Linked DNA regions of Homo sapiens: all the other regions are linked to region 3. The links are chromatin loops, found by intact Hi-C in ENCODE. Cell type or tissue: HCT116. All regions are shown on one strand. Region 1 overlaps LOC124901579 (a long non-coding RNA gene). Region 2 overlaps SDK1 (sidekick cell adhesion molecule 1). Region 3 has its middle 51 kb from the start of FOXK1.

Region 1 (8,000 bases), 150 kb after region 3:
GCATGGGGCTGGATGTCCAAGGTGGTGCACATGGAGGGCTCAGGTGGGCTGTGGATTAGATGCCCACAGGTGGCCTTTCCAGACAGCTGGGCTCTGAGAGGTGTCCCAGGGACTGGCACTCATGCCCAGAGATCCAGGTAGCCATGTCCTCAGACTCCTCAGGCACATAAGTCAACCAGCTGGGGGTTAGGACACATCACACGTCTTAGGAATTGCTGGGCTTCCTTCCCCTAGGACTTTTCCTCTTGCTTTCCTACAATTTGCTACTTTCCAGCTATATAAGGAGATTTTTAAGCAATGGAGAGAGAAGTCTGTCCTCTTATTTATTTATTTATTTATTATTAGTATATATATATTTCTTTTAGAAACAGAGACAGGGAGGCCAGGTGCAGTGGCTCACACCTGTAATCTCAGCACTTTGGGAGGCCGAGGCGGGTGGATCACCTGAAGGCAGGAGTTTGAGACCAGCCTGGCCAACATGGTGAAACCCCGTGTCTACTAAAAATACAAAAAAAAAAAAAAAAAATAGCTGGGTGCGGTGGCCGGCGCCTATAATTCCAGCTTGGGAGGCTGAGGCAGGAGAATTGCTTGAACCTGGGAGGCAGAGGCTGCAGTGAGCCAAGATCACACCATTGCACTCCAGCCTGGGGCACAGAGTGAGACTCCATCTTAAAAAAAAAAAAAAAAGGAAATAGAGACAGGAATCTCACTGTGTTGCCCAAGCTGGTCTTGAACCTTGGACTCAAGCAATCCTCTTGCCTCAAACTCCCAAAATGCTGGGATTCCAGGCGTGAGGCACCGTGCCTGGCCCATCTGCTTCAATTTAATCTTGGACAGCCGCTCTGCAAAGAGAATTCTAGAAAGAAACTGTGCCCCTGTGAGGCAGGAAAGTGGCTCTTCTGTCCAGTCCAGTGTCCCAGCATAAGCTCTTTCTAACTAAAATCCGAATCTAAAACCAGAAACCAGATTACTTAGCAAAATGCCATTAAATACAATTTGGGGTACATGTCAATATCTTTTAAGCCCCTTACCAAGCTGTCCTGAATCCTCCCTCCAGCACTGTTCAGTCTCAAGATTACAGCAATTGTCCCCTTCCCTCCCCAAACCCAGCAAAGCTTGGCTCATGGTGGGTGTCTTTGCCTGCCTGGCTTTTTGTGTCTAAAATTGAACCGTGATACTTCAGTGTCATTGCAGAATTCCACCTGAGTTTCCCCACATTTTAGTCATTGCTTAAGAACTAAGGCCTTTCTTTTCTTTTTTTAAAAAACCTTTTATTTTCAGTGCAGGGGTACTTGTATAGGTTTGCTGTATAGGTGTATTCATCCATTTTCATGCTGCTGATAAAGACACACCCAAGACTGGGGGCCGGGCACGGTGGCTCATGCCTGTAATCCCAGCACTTTGGGAGGCCCAGGCGAGTGGATCACAAGGTCAAGAGATCGAGACCAGCCTGGCTAACATGGTGAAACCCCATCTCTACTAAAAATACAAAAACTAGCTGGGCATGGTGGTGGGCACCTGTAGTCCCAGCTGCTTGGGAGGCTGAGGCAGGAGAATCGCTTGAACCCGGGAGGCGGAGGTTGCAGTGAGCCGAGATCACGCCACTGCATTCCAGCCTGGCGACTAAGTGAGACTCCGTCTGGAAAAAAAAAAAAAAAAAAAAAAAAAGATGTACCCGAGACTGGGCAATTATTTATTTATTTTACTTTAAGTTCTGGGATACATGTGCAGAACATGCAGGTTTGTTACGTAAGTATACATGTGTCATGGTGGTGTGCTGCACCTATCAGCCTATCATCTAGGTTTTAAGCCCCACATGCATTAGGGATTTGTCCTAACGCTCTCCCTCCTCTTGTCCCCCACCCCCCAACAGGTCCCAGTGTGTGATGTTCCCCTCCCTGTGTCCATGTGTTCTCATTGTTCAACTCCCACTTATGAGTGAGAACAAGCCGTGTTTGGTTTTCTGTTCCTGCATTAGTTTGCTGAGAATGATGGTTTCCAGCTTCATCCATGTCCCTGCAAAGGATATGAGCTCATTCTTTTTTATGGCTGCATAGTATTCCATGGTGTATATGTGCCACATTTTCTTTAGTCTATCATCGATGGACATTTGGGCTGGTTCCAAGTCTTTGCTATTGTAAATAGTGCTGCAATAAACATACATGTGCATGTAAGAATGAGTATTTTATAAAGAAAAAGAGGTTTAATGGGCTCACAGTTCCACGTAGCTAGGGAGGCCTCACAATCATGGTGGGAGGTGAAAGGCACGTCTTACATGGTGGCAGACAAGAGAGAAAGAGAGTCAAGCAAAAGGGGAGACCCCTTATAAAATCATCATATGTTGTGAGACTTACTCACTACCATGAGAACAGAATGGGAGAAACCGCCCTCATGATTCAGTTATCTCCCACTGGGTCCCTCCCACAACACGTGGGAATTATGGGAGCTACAATTCAAGATGAGATTTGGATGGGGACACAGCCAAACCATATCCACAAGTGAACTCGTGTATATACCCAAAGGAATATAAATCATACCATAAAGACACACAGAACTCCTTCACAGTGTGCAACTTTCAGAGGCTATGGGATGGGGCCACTTCCCAGAAAGGAGAGGGCAAAGGAACTCCTGGTGGAGAGGGGATCAGAGAGTGGGTCTGATGAAGTCTAGATGATGTCACGCATATGTTCACTGCAGCACTATTCACAATAGCCAGGACATGGAATCAACCTAAATGCCCATTAATAATAGACCGGATAAGGAAAATGTGGTACATATACACAACATAGAATACTATGTAGCCATAAAAAAAGAATGAGATCATGTCCTTTGCAGGGACATGGGTGGAGTTGGAGGCCGTTATCCTTAGCAAACTAACGTGGGAACAGAAAATCAAATACTACATGTTCTTACTTACAAGCGGGACCTGAATGATGAGGATACATGGACACAAAGATGGAAACAACACACACTGGGGCTGGCTATTGTTTTCTTTTCCTTTTCTTTTTCTTTTTTTTTGAGACAGAGTCTCATTCTGTCTTCCAGGCTGGAGTGCAGTGGCATGATCTTGGCTCACTGCAACCTCCACCTCCCGGATTCAAGTGATTCTCCTACGTCAGCCTCCCGAATAGCTGGGATTACAAGTGCCCACCACCACGCCTGGCTAATTTTTTTTTATTTTTAGTAGAGACAGGGTTTTACCATGTTGACCAGGCTGGTCTCAAACTCCTGACCTCAGGCAATCCGCCCAACTTGGCCTCCCAAAGTGCCGGGATTACAGGAGTGAGCAGCCACGCCCGGCCTGTTTCTTTTCTAATAAGAGCAACTAGGCTTGCCTTTCCGATCTCCTCACGGGGGGGCATCAGGTAGTGGATTTAAGGAAGCATCTATTGCAGCACTAAAAACCCATGCGTCTGTAACCCAGAGCCAATCCAGAGTTAAAAATGGAGAGCAAGGATTTTCAACTATTTCAACAATTTCAAAGTGGTTGGTGTTTGGCTATATCTCAGTCCATCGCATCATGTCACACTGAGATTCTATAAACTGGAATCTACCTTCAGGACTAGCAGGGTCCACTACTGGGGCGGGGGTCTGCAAACCTTTTCTGTAAAGGGCCAGAGTGCAAATATTTCAGGTTTTGCTGGCTCTGTGGTCCCCGTTGCAACTATTCAACAGTGCTGCTGTAGCAAGAAAGCTGACACAGACAATACATAAACCAGTGTGGCTGTGTGCCAATAAAACTTTATTGACAAAATGAGCAGTGGGCCGGATTCAGCCCATGGGGTGTTGTTTGCTGACCCCCGGTCTAGTGAAACCAGGAAGTCCAGCGAAAACCTGCGGGTGAAAGTAAAATGCCACCGAGTCAAGGGAGTAAAGTTCTAGTCCTAGCACCACCCTGACTAGCTCTGTGGCCTGAGGAGTATCCCCCATGTCTCTGGTCCTTCTATTCCTCAATAAGCACAGGAGGTAATTGTAGGGTTTGAGGGGTTTGGAGGCTGAGCAAAGAAAAAGACATGACCACAAGATGGCAGTAGAATGCATACGTTTTCTTTGGTCAAAGCCTTGACAGATTTGCTGGAGGGGGCGGTCCCTCATGGCATGCAAACTTCAGAGGCTATGGGATGGAGCTACTTACCGGAGGGAGGAGAGCAAGAGAACCTCTGCTGGAGAGGGGATCAGAGAGGGATCTGACGATGTCTAGGCAATGTTGCTTAGTCCCAAGTAGCCGGGACTACAGGTGTGTGTCAGCGTGCCAGCTAATTTTTGTATTTTTTGTAAAGAGAAGGTTTTGACGTGTTACTCAGGCTTGTCTTGAACTCCTGGGCTCAAGTGTTCCTCCTGTCTTGGCCTCCCAAAGTGCTGGGATTACAGGTGTGAGCCACTGTGCTTGGTCAGGCTAATTCTTTCTTTTTTCTTTTATATATACATATATATATATATATATATATATATATATATATATATACATGTATATATGTGTATATACATTATATATATATTTTAACTTAATTTTTGTGGGTACATAGTAGGTGTATATATTTATGGGGTACATGAGATATTTTGATACAGGCATGCAATATGAAATAAACACACCATGGGGATGGGGTATCTATCCCCTCAAGCATTTATCCTTTGAGTTACAAACAATCCAGTTACACTCTGTAAGTTATTTTAAAATGTAATTAAAGCCAGGCTCATTCTTTTATTTATTTATTTATTTATTTAAGATGGAGTCTTGGTCTGTTGCCCAGGCTGGAGTGCAGTGGTGCAATCTCTGCTCAGTGCAACCTCTGCCTCCCAGGCCCAGCCTCACGACTCGCTGGGATTACATGCACATGCCACCATGCCCAGCTAACTTTTGTATTTTTAGTAAAGAAAGAGTTTTGCAATGCTGGCCAGGCTCGTCTCGAACTCCTGACCTCAGGTGATCTGCCCACCTCAGCCTCCCAAAGTGCTGGGATCACAGGCGTGAGCCACCACGCCTGGCTGCTATGTTCCTTCTTAAGCCACTCTCAACTCCAACTTCCTTCCTGATTCTAGGATGGGCAGGTGGCTCAGGGCTTGGCTAATCACAGCCTGTGTCCCCCTGCACGCATAAGCCCATCAGGCTGATGAGGGACAATGAGCATTTGGTGGAACTGTTAGTAGAAGGGTGGCCCTTTCCCACTGGACTGGAACTGGGAAGACAGAAGTAGCTGATGGAGGTAACCTGCCTCCGTGTAGGGCCTGAGGATGAGAGCAGTGTGGAGGAAGGCAGCCTCCACACAAGGACAGACTCAGTCCTGTGAGCACTGTTTAAACCCCTGCTCCAAGCCTTGTCTGCTGCCAGGCGTGTCTGAACTTTTCTGTAACACGAGAAAGTCAAGTCACTTCTTTCTGTAAGCCACAGGGAATCAAGTTGTCTGTAACTCTCAGCTGGTATGACACTAATTGATACATATATTCTTTCTTTTTTCTTTTTTTTTTTTTTTTGAGACAGAGTCTCTCTCTGTCACCCAGAATGGAGTGCGGTAGCTCGATCTTGGCTCACTGCAACCTTCACCTCCTGGATTCAAGCAATTCGCATGCCTCAGCCTCCTGAGTAGCTGGGATTACAGATGTATGCCACCACACCTAGCCACGGATAGTTTCATGCTTTATTTCTTGTCCTTTGAGGAGTGGTTATTTTATTATTGTTCCTCCAGTAGTTTAGGAACAGATTAAAGAAGTTATACATCTGTTTCTATTTTTCTAGTAACTACCCTTTAACAGATTAAAAAGTTATACATCTATTTCTATTTTTCTTTTTTCTTTTTCTTTCTTTTTTTTTTTTTTTTTTTGAGATGGAGTCTCACTCTGTTGCCCAGGCTGGAGTGCAGTGGCATGATCTCGGCTCACTGCAAGCTCCGCCTCCTGGGCTCAAGAGATTCTCCTGCCTCAGCCTCCCAAGTAGCTGGGATTACAGGTGCCCGCCACCACGCCCAGCTAATTTTTTTGTATTTTTAGTTGAGATGAGGTTTCACCACGTTGGCCAGGCTAGTCCTGAACTCCTGACCTCAGGTGATCCACCCGCCTCAGCCTCCCAAAGTGCTGGGATTACAGGTGTGAGCCACTGCGCCTGGCCTAAAATGCTAAGTTCAAAATAATTTTCATCTCCAAAACTTTTGAGGTTACTGCTCTGTTGTCTTCCGGCATCCATTGTCCCCAGTGAGGAGCAGAACCCAATTTAATTTTTGTTTCTTTGTAGGGAAATTTCTTTTCTTTTCTCTTCTTGTCTTTTCTTTTTTCTTTTCGACAGAATCTCACTCTGTTGCCCAGGCTGGAGTGCAGTGGTGTGATCTTGGCTCACTGCAACCTCTGCCTCCTGGGTTCAAGGGGTTCTCCTGTCTCAGCCTCCCAAGTAGCTGGGACTACAAGTGCCCAACACCACGCCCGGCTAATTTTTGTATTTTTAGTAGAGATGGGGTTTCACCATATTGGCCAGGTTGGTCTCAAACTCCTGACCTCAAGTGATCTGCCCACCTCAGCCTCCCTAAGTGCTGAGATTACAGGCGTGAGCCACCATGCCCACCCGGGAAGTTGCTTTCTTTTTCTCTCTCTTTCCTTTCTCTCTCTTCTCCCTCCTTCTCTCTCTCTCTCCTCTCCTTCTCCTTTCTTCTCCCTCTCTCCTCCCTCTCTTCTGCCTCTCCTCCCTCTCCCCTCTCTCTCCTATTCCCTCTCTTTCCCCTGCTCCCCTCTCTCTCCCTCGGAATTTTTTTTTTTTTTTTTTTTTTTTTGAGACAGAGTTTCACTCTTGTTTCCCAGGCTGGAATGCAATGGTGCCATCTCGGCTCACTGCAACCTTCGCCTGCCAGGTTCAAGTGATTCTCCTGCTTCAGCCTCCTGAGTAGCTGGGATTACAGGTGCCCGCCACCACGCCTGGCTAATTTTTTGTATTTTTAGTAGAGACGGGGTTTCACCATGTTGGCCAGGCTTGTCTTGAACTCCTGACCTCAAGTGATCTACCTGCCTCAGTCTCCTAAAGTGCTGGGATTACAGGCGTGAGCCACTGCACCCAGACTGCTTTGAAATCTTTTGGAACTTACTCTTCACCCCTGTTGTTGTGAAATTTCCCAGTGCTGCCTGTAAGCGCTTATCTGTTTCACTCACTGTGATCAGCTTCCAGTGAACTCATTCAACACACATACATGTGTCTTCATTTATCTCTGGGTAGTTTTATTTCACTATTAATTTTCTCTCTCTCCTCTGTTCTGTCAATCCTTCACACAGGAAATTCACATGAGATGCCTTTTGAGCAGCTTGATTATTGGGGCCATAATTCATTTTCAGGTGCATTGATCTATTCTTCACCTGGTCTGTTGAGCTCCATGTTGGAACCATTATTTTAAATTTCTGAGGGTCCTCATGGTTTACTTTTCTTTATTCATCACCCTCCACACAAACATACATGCTGTCCCCTCACCAGGCATTTCTTTACCTGTGGAGACAAAACATACGAAAACCAGAAACCTTCTCAGTGTTACTTGGACATCATGCATTCATAGTTGCTCTTCACTTTGGTCATGCATAGCAAGGTCAGAAGAAAGGAACAGAACTGGAAGTTGTACTGTTTTTGTTTGTTTGTTTGTTGTTTTGTGACAGAGTCTCGCTCTGTCACCCAGGCTGCAGTGTAGTGGTGCGATCATGGCTCACTGCAGCCTCCACCTTCTGGGTTCAAGTCATTCTCCTGCCTCAGCCTCCCGAGTAGGTGAGACTACAGGTGTGCGCCACCATGCCCACCTAATTTTGTATTTTTAGTAGAGACGGAGTTTCTCCATGTTGGCCAGGCTGGTCCCGAACTCCTGACCTCAGGTGATCCACCTACCTTGGCCTCCTAAAGTGCTGGGATTACAGGCGTGAGCTACCGTGCCCGGCCATGATACTGTTTGTTTATTTATTTATTTATTTATTTATTTATTATTTTTTTTTTTTAAAAACTCCTGTCAAGGGTAAAGTTACCAATCTTGCGCTCACTTTGGAGC
Region 2 (8,000 bases), 710 kb after region 3:
TCTATTTCAATTAGCAATATGGTTGCTTTGGAACGTTACTTTTTTAAGAAAAGAATTCTGGAATACCAGCACGTTCCTAACTTTTTTCCATTTAGTGTGATGACGTCAGACCTGGTTCAGTAAGATCTCGCAGGCTATTTCTGGGCCGCCCAAATCCAAACTATGAAATCTACACTGGAGAACAGAGTGTCAGCCCTACCTGCCCATCACAGGAAATAACGGAACCCCACTGGTGGACAGTTCAGGAATTCCTCTGTGGCTGAGAGCGCGGTGGAGGCATTGACGGGCCCCCAAGTTAAGCCCTAAAGGTGCTCAGGCTACTGGAGCAGACTTTTATTAAGTTCATGTCCCATAAGTCCTGCTGGAAATGTGGCATCTGCCTACCCTTGCCCCTAAATGCAAAAGGCCTGTGGTTCCTGTTTTACAGGTAAGAAGCCTGATGTGGCCTGGGTCACACAGTTGCTAAGTGGTTGAGCCTGAACACAAAGCCAGGTCTGCAGATGCCACAGCCTGTGTTCTGAACCACCGTGCCTTACGGAGTCGTAGAAAGTGGTGGCTGGTATGTGACAGCCTGGGCTTTAAGGGATGAGTCTAAAATCAAAACAGGACCTCACGGTGGCTCACACCTGCAATCCCAGCACTGTAGAAGGCCAAGGTGGGCAGACAGCTTGAGCCCAGGAGTTCGAGACCAGCCTGGGGAGCCTGAGGCAGAAGGATCACCTGCGCCCAAAGAAGTCAGGGCTGCAGTGGGCCGAGATCACACCACTGCACTCCAGACTGGGTGAAAGAGCGAGATCCTGTCTTTAAAATAAAATAAAAACAATTTCATGACGTTTCACTCTAACCAATCCCAGAGAAAACTGGAGAAAAGACAATAGAAACAAATGTAACAGCTGATAGACAAAACATAACAGACTCAAGGTATGTTGGGTGCCTACTGTATGCCAGACACTATGCTAAGTGTCTATAAAGTGCAGATTGTCATTTTCATTGCTCATGACAGCCCCAGTGATTTCATTCCTTCTGGCTGAGGGTTTAAATGAGTGGCCAAAGGGTCCCTGATGCCTGTCTGTACCATCTAGAGGCTCAGCACCAAAGCCATGCCCTTCCCACGGGAATGCATGCTTCTGTAGACTCCATCAGTGCTTGTTGCACAAAAAGGGATTTATCCAGGTGCTGGAAGACTAGGAAAGCCAGCTTGTGACTCTGCATAGGTGACACTGATTTCCCTGAAGTCACTCAACATCCTCCTCACAGGCCACACTCTCACGTGCTGCCCTTACACCCTCCTGAGACCCTCTTTACTTTAGGACCTGAAAAGGGATAACACGTTTGTTCAACATATTGCAAAAACCTACTTGTGGCAATACAGAGTATTGTTAACAGCACAATTCCAAAAGATAATTTCCGTTTCATCAATGGGAAAAGGGGGAGTGCCAATGGCTGACCCTATGTTTTTCAGCATGGTGGGAGGGCTGCGTGGGTGTCTTCTCAGCCGGCTGGAGCACGCACCTGCCAAGTCCTTCTGCAGCAGATCATTAACTCATCTTTCCCTCTGAGATGAGGCTCTGAATTTTACAAACTTCTCTTTAGCATTTCTTCAGCTGAAAAGAGAAGGAAGGATCCGTGTGCCTCATGCTGCCTGCCCACTGCAGGGTGCCCCAAGGCTGCCCTCTGAGCACCCTGTCTGGATGGCTGACAACAGCGAGAACACGCCGTCTCTGGAGAAGCATCCTGCATGCGTTCATCTGTCTCCACTCTGTATCTGGATTAAAACTGCTTAGTTTGGCGACGAGAGATTCATAGAGGCAGTCTCTCCTGATGAGGGTAGAAACGCCGTCGCTTTTGCCCTAACAGCTTGAGCAGGGAACCCAAGCATGCGTCACTGACTGCGATTCCTAAATGCAAACTTGAATGTGCTTTTTCTAAGCAAACTCAGAGGGCAGGGCTTCTACGCAGCTTCTCCTCCTCGCTTCTTTTTACTTTTTAAATAAAGGGCAAAGAGTTCTCAGCTTATCAAAGGTTCTTCCTGGAAGATGTGCTCTGTGTTTCTTCCTGTTCAGTCTCCTTAGAGTTCCCAATGGCAGGGGGTGCCATCTGGGGCTTCAGTCCTAAACTAGGCTGTGGGACAGCTCTGGGGCCCTGGTTCCTGGAGTGGGGTGTCTGGGGTTGTTTTATTACACGCTGAGGACAAGCAGACAGACTGAGCTACAACAGGACATTGAGAAAAGGGGAAAATGAGCTGACAAATCAGTTGTCAAGAATCACATTAAGAGTCTGGACCTTGCAGGTCCCAGAGCCCTGGAGAGGCTTAAGCTGATGTCCTCAGGCCTCCAGCTGGGGGAAAATGACAGTGGCCATTATTAGGAAGGCAGACCCCAGGCTTGAAGCACCAGACAAGTGAGTCGTCCACCATGAAGGCAGCAGACCCCTCACCTCTGTCACACACACACAGGAACAAGGAAAACAAACACTTCAAGTGGGAAGAGCTATGACAGCTAGGAGGAGGGCGACGGGTAAAGAAATTCATTAGTATCTTTCATGCCACTTGGTAAACCTGAAAATTAGCATGCCAGAACTCTCTGAGGGATGGGTTGTGGGAAAGCTACGGACGGACTGCAGGTGCCGGGAGGCCGAGGAAAAAGGGCTGTTTCTCCGGGAAGCTGGCGAAATGTCCCAAACACTACTGTCACTGGTAACAGATGATAACGTACGAGACCCAAACAGAATTCCTGGCAGCATCGGTCATTCTCCCTGTTTGTCGTCTGACAGTGAATGTGCATGTGACCAGGACAGCTCTGGGTGCAGCAGGGGTGGGGGAGATCACACCCCGTCACCACGACGTGCTCAGCTGTGGTTGGGAATGGCCACCCCATCCATTCACTCATCCAGTGCCATCCTTCTGCCCAAGTCAAACACAATTTGATGTCTTCCAAGAAGTCATCAGGGCAGCTGCGCTAGAAAATGAGAGCCTACAGTTCACTGTAACTGAATGAACTGAGCCATCCTAACTCATCCTCTCCTTCCACGCAACTGCTCCTCAGGCTGATCCACTGGATCTCAGAAATACTCAGGAGTCCACCTTTTCCCCATCCCCAATGCCAGACCCTCCTCATCCCCACCTGGATGGTTACAACAGCGTCCCCTTTACTCTGTAAATCTCCCTTAGGTCATCCAAAAAAAAAAAAAGAGGAATTTCTGCCTCCAGGTGATTTGAGCCTCCCATTCTGCACCTCTTCCTAAATCTCTATAGAAATATCCAAAGAAAAAATAGTAGGGAAATAGTCTGCATTTCTGCTGAGAATCAAAATCACGACCACCCACACTGGAGCTCCTGCAGGACAGCATGAGCAAGCCCTGTCTAAGGGAGAGGCTGCCCAACCTGAAATTCCCCACCCGCAAAAGACAAGTCCACCTGGACACGAAGTGAAAGGAACCCCTGAGGAACCCTGCAAACTCCACAGAGGTCAGAATTCCGGGTAGGAGCAGCTTGAGGGCTGAGGTACAGGCTGGGCAAATCTGCAAATGCCTCGTGAAAGTGCACAGATGTTGCCATGAGGGGACTAAACGTGAACTTGGACCTGGCTCACCCTTGCTGTGGCTGGAAGCCCAGTGGTGAGCAAATAGGCACTTCCCAAACTTTGATGGCACCAACCTGGAGGACTTGTGAAGACACACATTCCCAGGCCCCATACCAGAGTTTCTGAGCTGGTGCCTCTGGACCGGGCATTTCTGGCAGGTACTCAGGGGATGCCCACACTGCCAGTCCCGGGCTCCATTGAGAGAACCTCTTGAGCACACTAAGTGCTGGTGAGAGAAGAGTAGAGCCCGGGCAACTTCTCGATTATTAAAACAAACAGGGAAAGGAATTCCTTTAGCCCCGTAACAAACCTCCCTTCATTCAATTGCAGTGAACTGTAGGCTCTCAATACAGCCTGCACATTCATTAATGTGGCAAAATAAAAGTGAAGTAGCCCTGATAATAAAGCTCATAATAAAAAAAAAAGTCCATAATAATGGGATCAATTTAAAGAACATAAAGAAATATCACCCTTATGAAACAGAACATTTAAGAAATTTCTGAATTACACTGCTTGAGATCAACCAGAGAATCTGAATCAAATAACTCATTGAGAGGAGTCAATAACACACTGTAAATATGAAAATGGAATCATCTGAGATCAGAAAAGACTACTTTCAGATGAGAATACAATTGCCAAAATTAACAATGCAACAGAAGCTCGAAAGAACAGACTGGATAGTGCATACAATCAAATCAGTGAACCTGGCTGGAATCAAGAGTTTTCTCCAGAATTCAAAGAAAATAGATTAAGTTAGCTATGATGAGGAAAAGATAAGCAAAATGGAAGATTGACCCAAAAGATCAAATATAAGCACAGTAGGAATTCCAGAAGGTGAATACACTGTAAGTGAAAGAAACACATTAATCAAATTAACAACGTGGAAAAACTTCCCCGACTTGGAAAAAGATTTGCATCTTCAAATAAAATGGACTTACTGAGAACCAGCAAAGGGAGCGCCCCACCACAGTTGCAGCCCAGTAAAACGTGCACGCTTTGTAAGCAAATCAAACTGACAAGAGTGCAGACAGATAAAACAACATATCAATCTAAAGAAAAGAAATGAAAATCCCAAAACTAGATTTCTTCTCTGGGACATTAAACACAATAACAGAATGAAGTAACATCTACGGAATGTTAATGAGATTACATTGTTTCAGAAATATTCTAAAGATGTCAGTCACTGGCCATACTCATTTCTCAAGGAGTCAGAGAGTTTTGTTCCATGTGACACCCAGTGGTATTCGGAGGAACATCTCACGACCAGCCCTGACTCAGCACTTACTGGTTTTCTTGCTGTAAGTAAATCCGGCACAGCCGATTTCAAGCTCCCAATATGACGTCAGTGAACTTGGAGCTGGGAGGAGGTGCCCAGGGTCAGCTCTCACTAGCTGGGGTAAGTGGGCTCCAGCACATCCCGACTGAATCCTGCTCCCAGCCCCCAGATCCATGGCTGCCCGAGCTTAGCTGGCCAGAACTCAGGACTGGTGGGAATCTGCCAATCAGACTCACCTTCTCCGGCGTCTTAACTAAAAGGCAGAGACTACCGTCAGCCACTGAAGCTGAGGGGCCATGACATAAAATTGAGTCTTATGGCAAAAGAAGTAAGCAAACCAGGCTGGTAAAGAAGAGAAGGGTGGCAGAGAGGCACAGAGGAGCATGGGTGAGAGGCCCTGCGGCTCCTGAGTAACAGGGGCTGGAATCCAGGGAGCTTCATTGCTTATTTACTTATTTTGGAGACAGGGCCTAACTCTGTTGCCCAGGCTGGAGTGCACTGGTGTGATCTCGGTTCACCACAGCCTTGACCTCCTGGGCTCAGGTGATCCTCCCACCTCAGCCTCCCAAGAAGCTGGGACCACAGGCACGCACCACCATGTCCACCTGATTTTTTTTATTTTTATAGAGATGGGGTCTGGTAATATTGCCCAGGCTGCTCTTGAGCTCCTGGGCTCAAGTGATCCTCCTGCCTCGGCCTCCCAAAGTGCTGGGATTACAGGCATGAGCCACCGTGCCTGGCCCGGGGAGTTTTAATTTCTAGTCTCTCAACAGGCCTGCAGGAATCAGCTTCTTGGCGCCTTTAGATTCCCTCATTTCCTTTTGTTCATAAAAATCCCCTCCCTCTACTTTTAAGCTGGAGCTAGCAAGTCTATAGAGAAGAGAGGTCTAGTTCTTATAGCTAAAGAGCTTAACTAGAACATCGTGTAACACAACAATTCCACTTCTGGGAATTTATTGTAAAGAAATAATGTTGATGTTTGCATATATGTAGCTACAAGAATATTTGCCATTCCGTCTAATGTGGTGAAAGCCAGGAACCAATCTAAATGTCCAATGATGGAGACAGGTTAATAAATTATGATACATTTGCTAAAAAAAGAAACTAGGCAGTTATTGAAAATGATAACATAGTTAATACTACAGAAATAATAAAATATGAAGTAAAAATGTTTACAAAACAGTGTGTGCTGTATGATCTCATTTTGCTAAAAAATGTATTTTTTATTTGTATGAGACATGAATGAAAATGTTCATAGCCACATGTCTGGGTTGTAGAATTATGAGTTACATATATGTCCTTTCTGTTTCTCTGTATTTTCTAATTTTTCTACATTTAACACTTATTGCTCATCTAATAAAAAAGAAAAATGAGCTCTGTGTTCCCATAGTACCTAGTTTATATCTCAACTCTAGGAATTGCAAACTTGATCTATAGTTTATCTGTTTCTATGTTGGCTTTCATTTGAGGGCAGGGGTGGTATTTAATCACTTGTGCCCCTCAGTGCCCGCTCCTGGCACAGAGAAGGGGCTCCAGTTGTTACCAAACGCCTTCTTCAGCACTCAATTGCGAGATCCATCTTCCCGTAAATAACCTCCGAGCAGTCACTTTATGTCCCATGCAATGCCATCTATTGTTATTTATCCTCCTCTTCACTCTCACTGCTCCCCCTCTGCATAGTCTCCCTTTACCCTGGGTCATCTTATCTGAGGCCATTAGAAATTAATCCTAAAACAGTCACTCCCGAATCTCCACCTGCAGCCCCAGCTTGCAGTTTAAGTGCCGCCTTGCCTCCGGATAGTTCCATCTTGGCAGCTAGAATGCAACGAATCCAAGCAGAACTTCTGTTTTGTCTTTTTTCCTGCCCTCCCACCTTAATCTGTTCCTTACATACTCCTGAGCTCTGAAAAGATCACCCTCACTCCTCTAGTCACTCCAGCTAGAAACACAGTCTTAGAAGCTACTCCCTGGCTCTTTCTCCCCGTAGATGACCATGTCATAAATCCCGCTGACCTTGACCTTGACCTTCCCCCCAGACTCCCAAGTATGTTCCCCTCTTACCACTCCTGTCTCAGTCCAAGGCCTAATGACATCTCACCTGCAAGACTGCAAATCTTTCCTTCAGATTGGTCTACATGCTGCAGCCTGTGCCATCTTCCTAAAACACCCCTAGGCTAAGATCTTTCAACGAATCACCCCGACCCACAGCATGAAGCCCAGAAGACTCAGGATGCACAGCGTGATCTTCCCCTGCTGATCCTCAGTGCTGCTCTCCATCATTTTCCCGGACACGACCCGGTGGGGGTGAACTCACCGCCATTCCTGAGCTGTCTCAGTGCCCCTGCACGTGGCTTCGTCTGTCTGTGCTGCCCTCTCCCCCAGTCCTCTGAACCACATCCTTTCATCCTGAAAGTTCTAATTGCCATCCACTCCCTAAAGCCTTCCCAGAGCTGGTGGTGCCCCCTCTGCTGTGACCCCAGAGCCCAGGTGCTTACTCTAGTGGCCAGTGCCACTGGTCACATCTGATTGGTGTTTTGCTGGTCTCTTCCTCAGAGGGATGTGACCTCCCTGAGGTCCAAGTCTGTGTCTGAGACGTGAGGTATGAGTGCAGCCCGGTGTCTCACGCAGCCTCTGACATGTAGCAGGTCCTAATGAATTAATTACACCTTACAGTTCCCAACAAAACCATACGTTCTTTCAAGCTAACAGCTGTTAACTACTCCACAGGGCCCAGTAGAGCAACATGGAGTCAGTTAATAAAGCAGAATCTTTAAGCGCTCTAAGAGCCGGTGCTCCATTGAAATAGATTCTATGGAGCACAAAACACGTGGTAAGATTTTGGTCAATGCCTCGACATTATGGATATTGTCTATCTTTCAGTTCACCAGGGAGGGTGCTCTTTCAGTTCACCAGGGAGGGTACGAGTGCAACTCCAGTTCCTCTGACCTCCTCTCCTTCCCCTCCAATTGTCATCTGTCGTCACTTGACGGGTGTAGGGCAGGACACACAACTTTTCTGATGCCTGACCTGCAGCAGTAGATGGTTCCCATGGCAGCAGCAGAGGCAAACACCTGACTTAAAGAGCAAGAGCAAGACTGGGACACCCACACGGGCTGCAAGGCCGGCCATGCACCCCAGATCTT
Region 3 (8,000 bases):
AAAAATAAAAAAAAAGAAATTAGACAGCCAAAAGTGGGTTTCATGAACTTCTCACCTATTTTATTTTTGGGATGGAGTCTCACTCCTTTGCCCAGGCTGGAGTGCAATGGCACGATCTCGGCTGACTGCAACCTCCACCTCCCGGGTTCAAGCGATTCTCCCACCTCAGCCTCCTGAGTAGCTGGGATTACAGGCACCCACCATCGTGCCCAGCTAATTTTTGTATTTTTGTAGAGACGGGGTTTCTCCATGTTGGTCAGGTGGTCTTGAACTCCTGACCTCAGGTGATCCACCCGCCTCAGCCTCCCAAAGTGCTGGGATTACAGGCGTGAGCCACCATGCCTGGCTGTCACCTATTTTAGAAAACCAAAACATGATCCTTCACCACAGATAGTTTCGGAAGAGCCGAAATAAAGAACTGATCAAAAACTTTTTGTGTATAACATGACCTATGCCTAGAAATCCAGCAATTGACTAGAAAACTGCCATGAACAATAAGAAAATTTGGTCTGGGTGTGGTGGTTCACGCCTGTAATCTCAGCACTTTCGGAGGCCGAGGTGGGTGGATCACCTGAATTTGGGGGTTCAAGACCAGCCTGACCAACATGGAGAAACCCTGTCTCTACTAAAAATACAAAAGTAGCCGGGCGTGGTAGCGCATGCCTGTAATCCCAGCTCCTCGGGAGGCTGAGGCAGAAGAATCGCTTGAACCTGGGAGGCAGAGGTTGCGATGAGCTGAGATCGCACCATTGCACTCCAGCCTGGGCAACAAGAGTGAAACTCCGTCTCAAAACAAAACAAACCAAAAACAACAACAAAAAGAAAATTCAATAAGATGACTGGGTACACAGTGAATATTTTTTAAAAAAACAATAGAATTCCACCGGGTGCGGTGGCTCATGCCTGTAATCCCAGCACTTTGGGAGGCTGAGGCAGGCAGATCACCTGAGGTCGGGAGTTCGAGACCAGCCTAACCAACATGGAGAAAACCCGTCTCTACTAAAAATACAAAATTAGCTGGGCATGGTAGCGCACGCCTGTAATCCTAGCTACATGGGAGGCTGAGGCAGGAGAATTGCTTGAACCTGGGAGGCAGAGGTTGTGGTGAGCCAAGATTGCGCCATTGCACTCCAGCCTGGGCAACAAGAGTGAAACTCCATCTCAAAAAAAAAAAAAAAAAATAGAATTCCAATATACAAATAACAGCTCTTTAGAAAAAGTCCCTCTTATGATAGATGCTAAAATGAAAATACCCAAGAATAAACTAAGAAGTATGCAAAATCTTTTGGCATGATTTTCTCCCTTTGAGATCTGAAAGACGCAAGAAATCCTCTTGAGGAAACGGAGGTGCTTTAGCTTGTTAAGAAAGCTCCTGACTCACAGGCTGGGTGGGGTTGCTCATGCTTGTAATCCCAGCACTTTGGGAGGCCAAGGTGGGTGGATCACTTGAGGTCAGGAGTTCGAGACCAGCCTGGCCACTATGGAGAAACCCCGTCTGTACTAAAAATATAAAAATTAGCCAGGCTTGGTGGCACATGCCAGTAATTCCAACTACTGGGGAGACTGAGGCAGGAGAATTGCTTAAACCCGGGAGACGGAGGTTGCAGTGAGCTGAGATTGCGCCATTGCACTCCAGCCTGGGTGACAGAGCAAGACTCTGTCACCAAAAACAAAAACAAAAACAAAAGGATCCTGACTCACTTTGAAATAGGACAGGTGAGTGTCCTGGAAAGCCAAGGTGTGGTCCCTGCAACTCATGGCTTCTTGGAGAGCCTCGGCGGCTGATTCTGGGTTCATAAAATGAAGGTGGAGTCCAGAGCATCTGAGATTGGGCAGAAGCTCAGAAGCTAGCTGCAAAGTCCGTGACTCAGGGGTTAGAATCTGCCTGGGAAGGAAACCGGGGACAAGACTGTCCTGTTTTCCATGAGCATTTATGAGAACGATGGCATACACATGTGTCTGCATGAGCGTGGACATTCCTGTAGGATGCTGGGGAAACTGGTAACAGTCGTTCCTGGGTAGGGGAGGTGGGCGGGGACAGAGGTGGGAGGCATACAGAAATGTCACTGGTTGGTTTTGTTCCTTTTATTTTTTGAGACAGAGCCTTGCTCTGTAGCCCAGGCTGGAGTGCAGTGGCGCGATCATAGCTCACTGCAGCCTCCAACTCCTGGGTTCAAGCGATCCTCCTGTCTCAGCCTTCTAGTAGCTGGGACTACAGGTGTGTGCCACCACACCCAGCTAATTTTTAAATTAAAATAAATTAAATTAATTTTTTAATTTTCATTTTTTAAAATTTTCTTTTTTCCAAAACTTTATTTACATTGAAGAACTAGATTTTTAAGTTTTTTGTAGAGATGGGGTCTCGCATCTCCAAGCTGGTCTCAAACCCCTGGCCTCAAGTGATCCTCCTGCCTTGGCCTCCCAAAGTGCTGAGACAAAGGCATGGGATTATCCCCACACCTGGCCTCAAACTTGCTTGTGTTTATGAATCACCAAGGCTGTGACTCAGCAGGTCTACATGGGGCCTGAGACTGTGTATTTTTAACAAGCCTCCAGCTGATGGCGATGCTGCCTGGATGAGGCATTTTACATTTTGTGGAACAAAAATCTTCCAGGTGTTGGCCTGGCATGGTGGCTCACACTTGTAATCCCAGCACTTTGGGAGGTCGAGGTGAGAGGATCTCTTGAGGTCAGGAGTCTGAGACCAGCCTGGCCAACATGGTGGAACCCCATCTCTACTAAAAATACAAAAATTAGCCGGGCGTGGTGGTGTGCGCCTGTAATCCCAGCTGCTCGGGAGGCCGAGGCAGCAGAATTGCTTGAACCTGGGAGGCGGAGGTTACAGTGAGCCCAAATCATGCCATTGCACTCCAGCCTGGGTGACAGAGTGAGACCCTGTCCTGCCACCTTCCCCCCACAAAAAGACACTTTTTTTTTTTACACAGTCGAAAAATATATTTTATTATTATTATTTTTTATGCTTTTTAAAACTTCTATTTTAGGTTCAAGGGTACATGTGCAGGTTTATTATGCAGGTAAATTGCATGTCACAGGGGTCTGGTGTCCGTGACTCAAATAAAGAAAGAAATGAATGTCTTCCTACCAGCTCCAGGAACGTTGCACCACCAATGTATCTTTAAAGTGTCCTCGTGGTGACAAAATAATCTGCACGCCAAAGGACACTTAGATACATTTGTCAAGGCAGGCGGATCACCAGAGGTCAGGAGTTGGAGACCAGCCTGACCAGCATGCTGAAACCCCCTCTCTACTAAAAATACAAAATTAGCTGGGCATGGTGGTGGGCGGGCACCTGTAATCCCAGCTACTCGGGAGGCTGAGGCAGGAGAATCGCTTGAACCCGGGAGGCTGAGGTTGCAGTGAGCAGAGATCGCGACACCGCACTCCAGCCTGGGTGACAGAGTGAGTGAGACTCTGTCTCAAAAAGAAAAAAAAAAAATCATCCAGGCGCTGCTGCTGCTGGCCCTCGCACCACATTTTGCCCCTCACGGATTGACCATGGCTCAGACCTGCACCATGAGCTGCATCTGGGATTTGCTAGAAGTGCCTGCTCTCAGGCCCCACCCCAGGCTACTGCCTTGGAATCCGTATTGTGCAAGATCCCTGTAGCCGGCTAGGAACATTGCCATGGGGTGTGAGCGCTGGGCCGGGGCACTCCCTGTCTTGGTCCTCTGGTCTCACCAGCTAATAGCGTAGGAGATGTTCTTTGAACAACTGCCTTTCCCCATTTTCTCACCGCTGCACAGCAAAGGGAGAGGAATGATGAGCAAATGTTCCCAATCTGCTCCGACCTTCCCGGATCAAAAGCCCTGGTCACGAGGGTGATGTTGCACGTTTTCCCGCTGAGTTGGCTGCCGCTTTGATCATCCTGGCGAGGACTCCTGTGTCCTGGAGATGGCAGTGCAGGATGGGAATTGAACAGAAAACCCGCAGCAGCTTCTCCCCGACTTCACGCCATCAGTCCTGCTGTAATCTTCTGAACTGGCCTGTTGTTCTCCGGGGCTCCTGGTCTGAGCTGTAGCTCTTAGAATACATCCAAAGCACCAGTTAGAGCAGCGCCGCCCTGAGCAGCTCTCAACAGCACAACGTGGGACATGGTTGGGAGGCTGGCACGTGTCAGCTGGAGTGGGAGAGCATTCCTTTAATTATCCTACCCACGTTTATTGATCACCTACTGTGTGACAGGCAGCCTGCTGAGTGCTAGAGACGCAGATTCCATGCAAAGGAAACAAATAGCAATTAAGCATCACCCTAAAGCAATGCCCGTGAACTATGCAGACGTGCTACCTGGGGGAGCTGAGAACAGCCCTAAGAAAGGCTTTGACCTCGTCTGGAGGCGAGATCCTAGGGTGCAGCAGCAGGCACTGGGCAGGAAGCATGTTTAGTGGCTTTAAAGCGAAAACACAGCTATGCATGTTTGCACAAAACACAGAGTTCTTGGGCCGGGCGGGTGGCTCATGCCTGTCATCCCAACACTTTGGGAGGTTGAGGCGGGAGGATCGCTTGAGCCTGGGAGTTTGAGACCATCCTGGGTAACGTGGCGAGACCCTGTCTTTACCAAAAATACAAAAAATTAGCTGGGTGTGGCGGTGTGCACCTGTATTCCCAGCTACTCGGGAGGCTGAAGCAGGAGGATGGCTTGAGCCCTGGAGGTCCGGGCTGCAGTGAGCTATGATTGCACTATTGTACTCCAGCCTAGGTAACAGAGTGAGACCTTGTCTCAAAAAAAAAAAAAAAAAAGTTCTTGATAGTTTCCCCTTCTTGCTGGTAATGAACTAGGCTTAGGCAGTCAAAGCTGGAATTTATAGGCTGGGTGCAGTGACTCATGCCTGTAATCCTAGCACTTTGAGAGGCCGAGATGGGCGGATCGCCCGAGGTCAGGAGTTCGAGACCAGCCTGACCAACATGGCAAAACCCCATCTCTACTAAAAATGCAAAAATTAGCCAGGCATGGTGGCACATGCCTGTAATCCCAGCTACTCGGGAGGCTGAGGCAGGAGAATCGCTTGAACCCAGGAGGCGGAGGTTGCAGTGAGCCGAGATCGTGCCGCTGCACTGTAGCCTGGGCAACAGAGTGAGACTCCATCTCAAACAACAAACAAAAAAACCCAAAAAAAGCTGGAATTCATGGAACATGGTGTTACTCCAAGGGTGCTATAGCTTTTTGGTAGGGATGGCCCCAAATTACAGGGAAATACCTGCCCTTGAAGCTCTCAGCTTGTGGTCCCCGAGAGCGTGTACCATGGGCAAGATGTGGCTCTGGGCCATTTGGAGAAGCAATGGCCACCTCTTAGCCACCAGGAGATGCTGCTTTTATTGGAGACATTGAAAAGTGCCCATGAAAAGGAAACGTACAGCGCACCGTGGTTTATTAAATGGCCAACACATGCTAGGGGTGGAGGAGAGAGTCGGGGAGTTCAGAGGAAAGAAGGGGGTTCCTGGGGAAGAGTGGGGGTCTCGTACACAGTAGGGTGGGGGCTGAGGGGAGTACAGTGTGGACAAAGAGACTGAGGAGTGGGTGGGCAAGGCTGATGGCAGAGCAGGAGTCAGGAGGGGAGAGGCCAGGCCTCCTCTCTGCACCCACCCGGTATCCTGAGACTCAGATTGAAGGGCTCCAGGGCCCACTTCTCCCTGAAACTGTCAGCTTTGTCTTAAATATGCTCCTACATAGTTTGCATTCTACTCCGTGATATAAGCACGTTTAGCATTAAAATACTGTTTTGAATTGCTCATTCAATTATTGTTTTTTTTTCTCTCTCTCTCTCTTTCTATTTCTCAAGACAAATGGGGGCTTCAGGAAGAGGCAGGCGTTTTAGGTGCAGGCCGCACACCAAACTCGACAGATGGATGGGATGGGCGAGGTTTTCTTCCCTGGGTGCATTGGAGCCTGGGTTCAAATCCCATGAGACCTACCCATGTGACCTGGTGGGGGCTCCTTCTCCTCTCGGAGCCTGACTGAGCTCCCCAAAATCATCAAGGGGGATGAATCACCTGAGTGGGGGTGAGTATTGAATGAGCAAATGCCTGCAAAAGACTCAGCATAGCACATAATAAATCTCTAGCAAATGTTGGATGTGACAGACATCTGGAACAGATCACAGAGGGCCTTGAATGGCCCACACTTCAAAACCCATGCCCAGGTGGGGGTGGAAGACTTGGGTCCTCAGAGTTTCATTCACTGTTGATGGGTGTAGAAGCATATGATCAGGGGTAAGAACCTGGTTGGCGCTGGCCCAGGGAGGGGGGTTGAGGGGAAAGGAGGGGGGTTGAGGGGAAGGAACGGGCTGGCTGGGAGGTGGCCCTGTGAAGGGGACCCTGGCAGCAGCAGCAGCTTGCTGATGTACCAGTGAAAATCGGCTTGGAATTGTGAAAGACAGATGCCCATTCAAAGCCAGCAGACTTGAGCACCCTGACCTGGTGGTGTGGAAATGGATCGCCATTTATCAGATTCCAGGGATGATTTTTTTTTCTCACCACAGAAAGGCATCTTCTCACCCTCCTTTTCCCCGAGGTCTCTTCCTCAGATTGTTATTATATATTCTTTGGCTTATTTACCCATTAAAAATTATATATTATATAATATGTAATATATAATATATATTATATAATAGAGACAGGGTCTCACTGTGTTGCCCAGGCTGGTCTCCAACTCCTGGGCTCAAGTGATCCTCCCCCCTTAGTCTCCCAAAGTGCTGGGATTACAAGTGTAAGCCACTGCACCCAGCCTATTAGCCGATTTATTTTAGTTTAGTTTTGAGACAGGGTCTTGCTCTGTCACCCAGGCTGGAGTGCAGTGGCACGATCTCAGCTCACTGCAACCTCCACTTTCCAGGTTCAAGTGATTCTCATGCCTCAGCCTCCAAAGTAGCTGAGATTACAGGTGCGCATCACCACACCTGGCTAATTTTTCTATTTTTAGTAGAGACAGGGTTCACCATGTTGCTCAGGCTGGTCTTGAACTCGTGGCCTCAAGTAATCCACCTGCCTTGGTCTCCTAAAGTGCTAGGATTACAGGTGTGAGCCACTGCTTCTGGCCCTGTTTGCCCGTTGTAAATGTCTGTTCATTTAGCATCCATCTCTGCCCTGGATAGTAAACGCTGCTGTGAAGGCCGGGGTTGTGTCTCTTGTACGCCCACACCCTGTAGAGTACTTGGCACTTGAGAGATGTTCACTAGTGATTTGTTTTTGTGTTGGTCAATCCAAACGCTCGATGTATACAGCATGTCCTTATTTAAGCCCCACAAACTCCAAGAGGTAGGTAGAACCTACCTCTTTTACAGATAAAGAAACTGAGGCCGGGCGCGGTGGCTCACGCCTGTAATCCTAGCATTTTGGGAGGCCGAGGCAGGTGGATCACGAGGTCAGGAGATCGAGACCATCCTGGCTAACACGGTGAAACCCCATATCTACTGAAAAAAAACATACAAAAAAAAATTAGCCGGGCGTGGTGGCAGGCACCTGTAGTCCCAGCTACTCGGGAGGCTGAGGCAGGAGAATGGCGTGAACCCAGGAGGCAGGGCTTGCAGTAAGCAGAGACCGCGCACCACTGCACTCCAGCCTGGGTGACAGAGCGAGACTCCGTCTCAAAAAAAAAAAAAAGAAACTGAGGCCGAAAGAGAGGTGGAGTCACTTGTCTTAATGCACACACCTGGACAGCATGGTTGGCGATGGGAACTCAGGTGTCACTGGCTGCATAGACCCTGTGCCTCCCTTAAAACCAAACTGCCTTCAGCCTAAGAGGATGGGCTCTGGGGTAGACAGACTGGCTTTGCAAAGATGGCGGACTTTTGGGTGACAGTGTCCAAAGGACGCTTGCAGACTGGAAGGATCTTGGATTTGGGAAGGACAGTGGAGGACACCACTAAGATCTTTCGTCCTGGCTGGACTCTTCTTCATCTTCATGGGAGGTGGTTGGTCGTCTGGGACCCGCAGAAATGCACGCGGTGGTGGTAATTTCCCATCACAAAAGACAAACCAGCTCT

Evidence for each region. Hi-C counts contacts between places; a loop is a spot of excess contacts. Peaks named below come from ENCODE experiments on the same cell type or tissue, not always from the same donor. Only the 100,000 strongest peaks of a DNase experiment are listed, where the experiment ranks them.
Region 1: it touches region 3 in a loop (17-fold over the local background); 2 of 110 quality-filtered maps call a loop at or near these places.
Region 2: a loop joins it to region 3, with 11 times the contacts of the local background. A loop is called at or near these places in 8 of 110 quality-filtered maps.

The regions. Positions count from the first base shown.
Region 1 is chr7:4,475,616-4,483,615 of GRCh38, reverse strand. It overlaps LOC124901579 (a long non-coding RNA gene), which reads right to left. Exons shown (of 2, transcript XR_007060198.1): 2 at 7,174-7,456. Among named protein-coding and RNA genes, the nearest start is that of FOXK1, 200 kb to the left of the region's middle. In HCT116, CTCF peaks have their summits at 3,811 and 4,010 (motif pointing right); a DNase peak (open chromatin) is centred at 4,045; H3K27me3 peaks cover 299 bases.
Region 2 is chr7:3,919,283-3,927,282 of GRCh38, reverse strand. The region is part of intron 5 of SDK1 (sidekick cell adhesion molecule 1); the gene reads right to left. Among named protein-coding and RNA genes, the nearest start is that of SDK1-AS1, 570 kb to the right of the region's middle. In HCT116, a CTCF peak has its summit at 4,807; a DNase peak (open chromatin) is centred at 4,862; H3K27me3 peaks cover 606 bases.
Region 3 is chr7:4,627,708-4,635,707 of GRCh38, reverse strand. No RefSeq gene overlaps it. Among named protein-coding and RNA genes, the nearest start is that of FOXK1, 51 kb to the left of the region's middle. RefSeq lists a silencer at 3,776-4,070 and an enhancer at 3,975-4,953. In HCT116, a CTCF peak has its summit at 3,896 (motif pointing right); DNase peaks (open chromatin) are centred at 2,497 and 3,927; H3K4me3 peaks cover 1,031 bases; H3K27ac peaks cover 2,371 bases.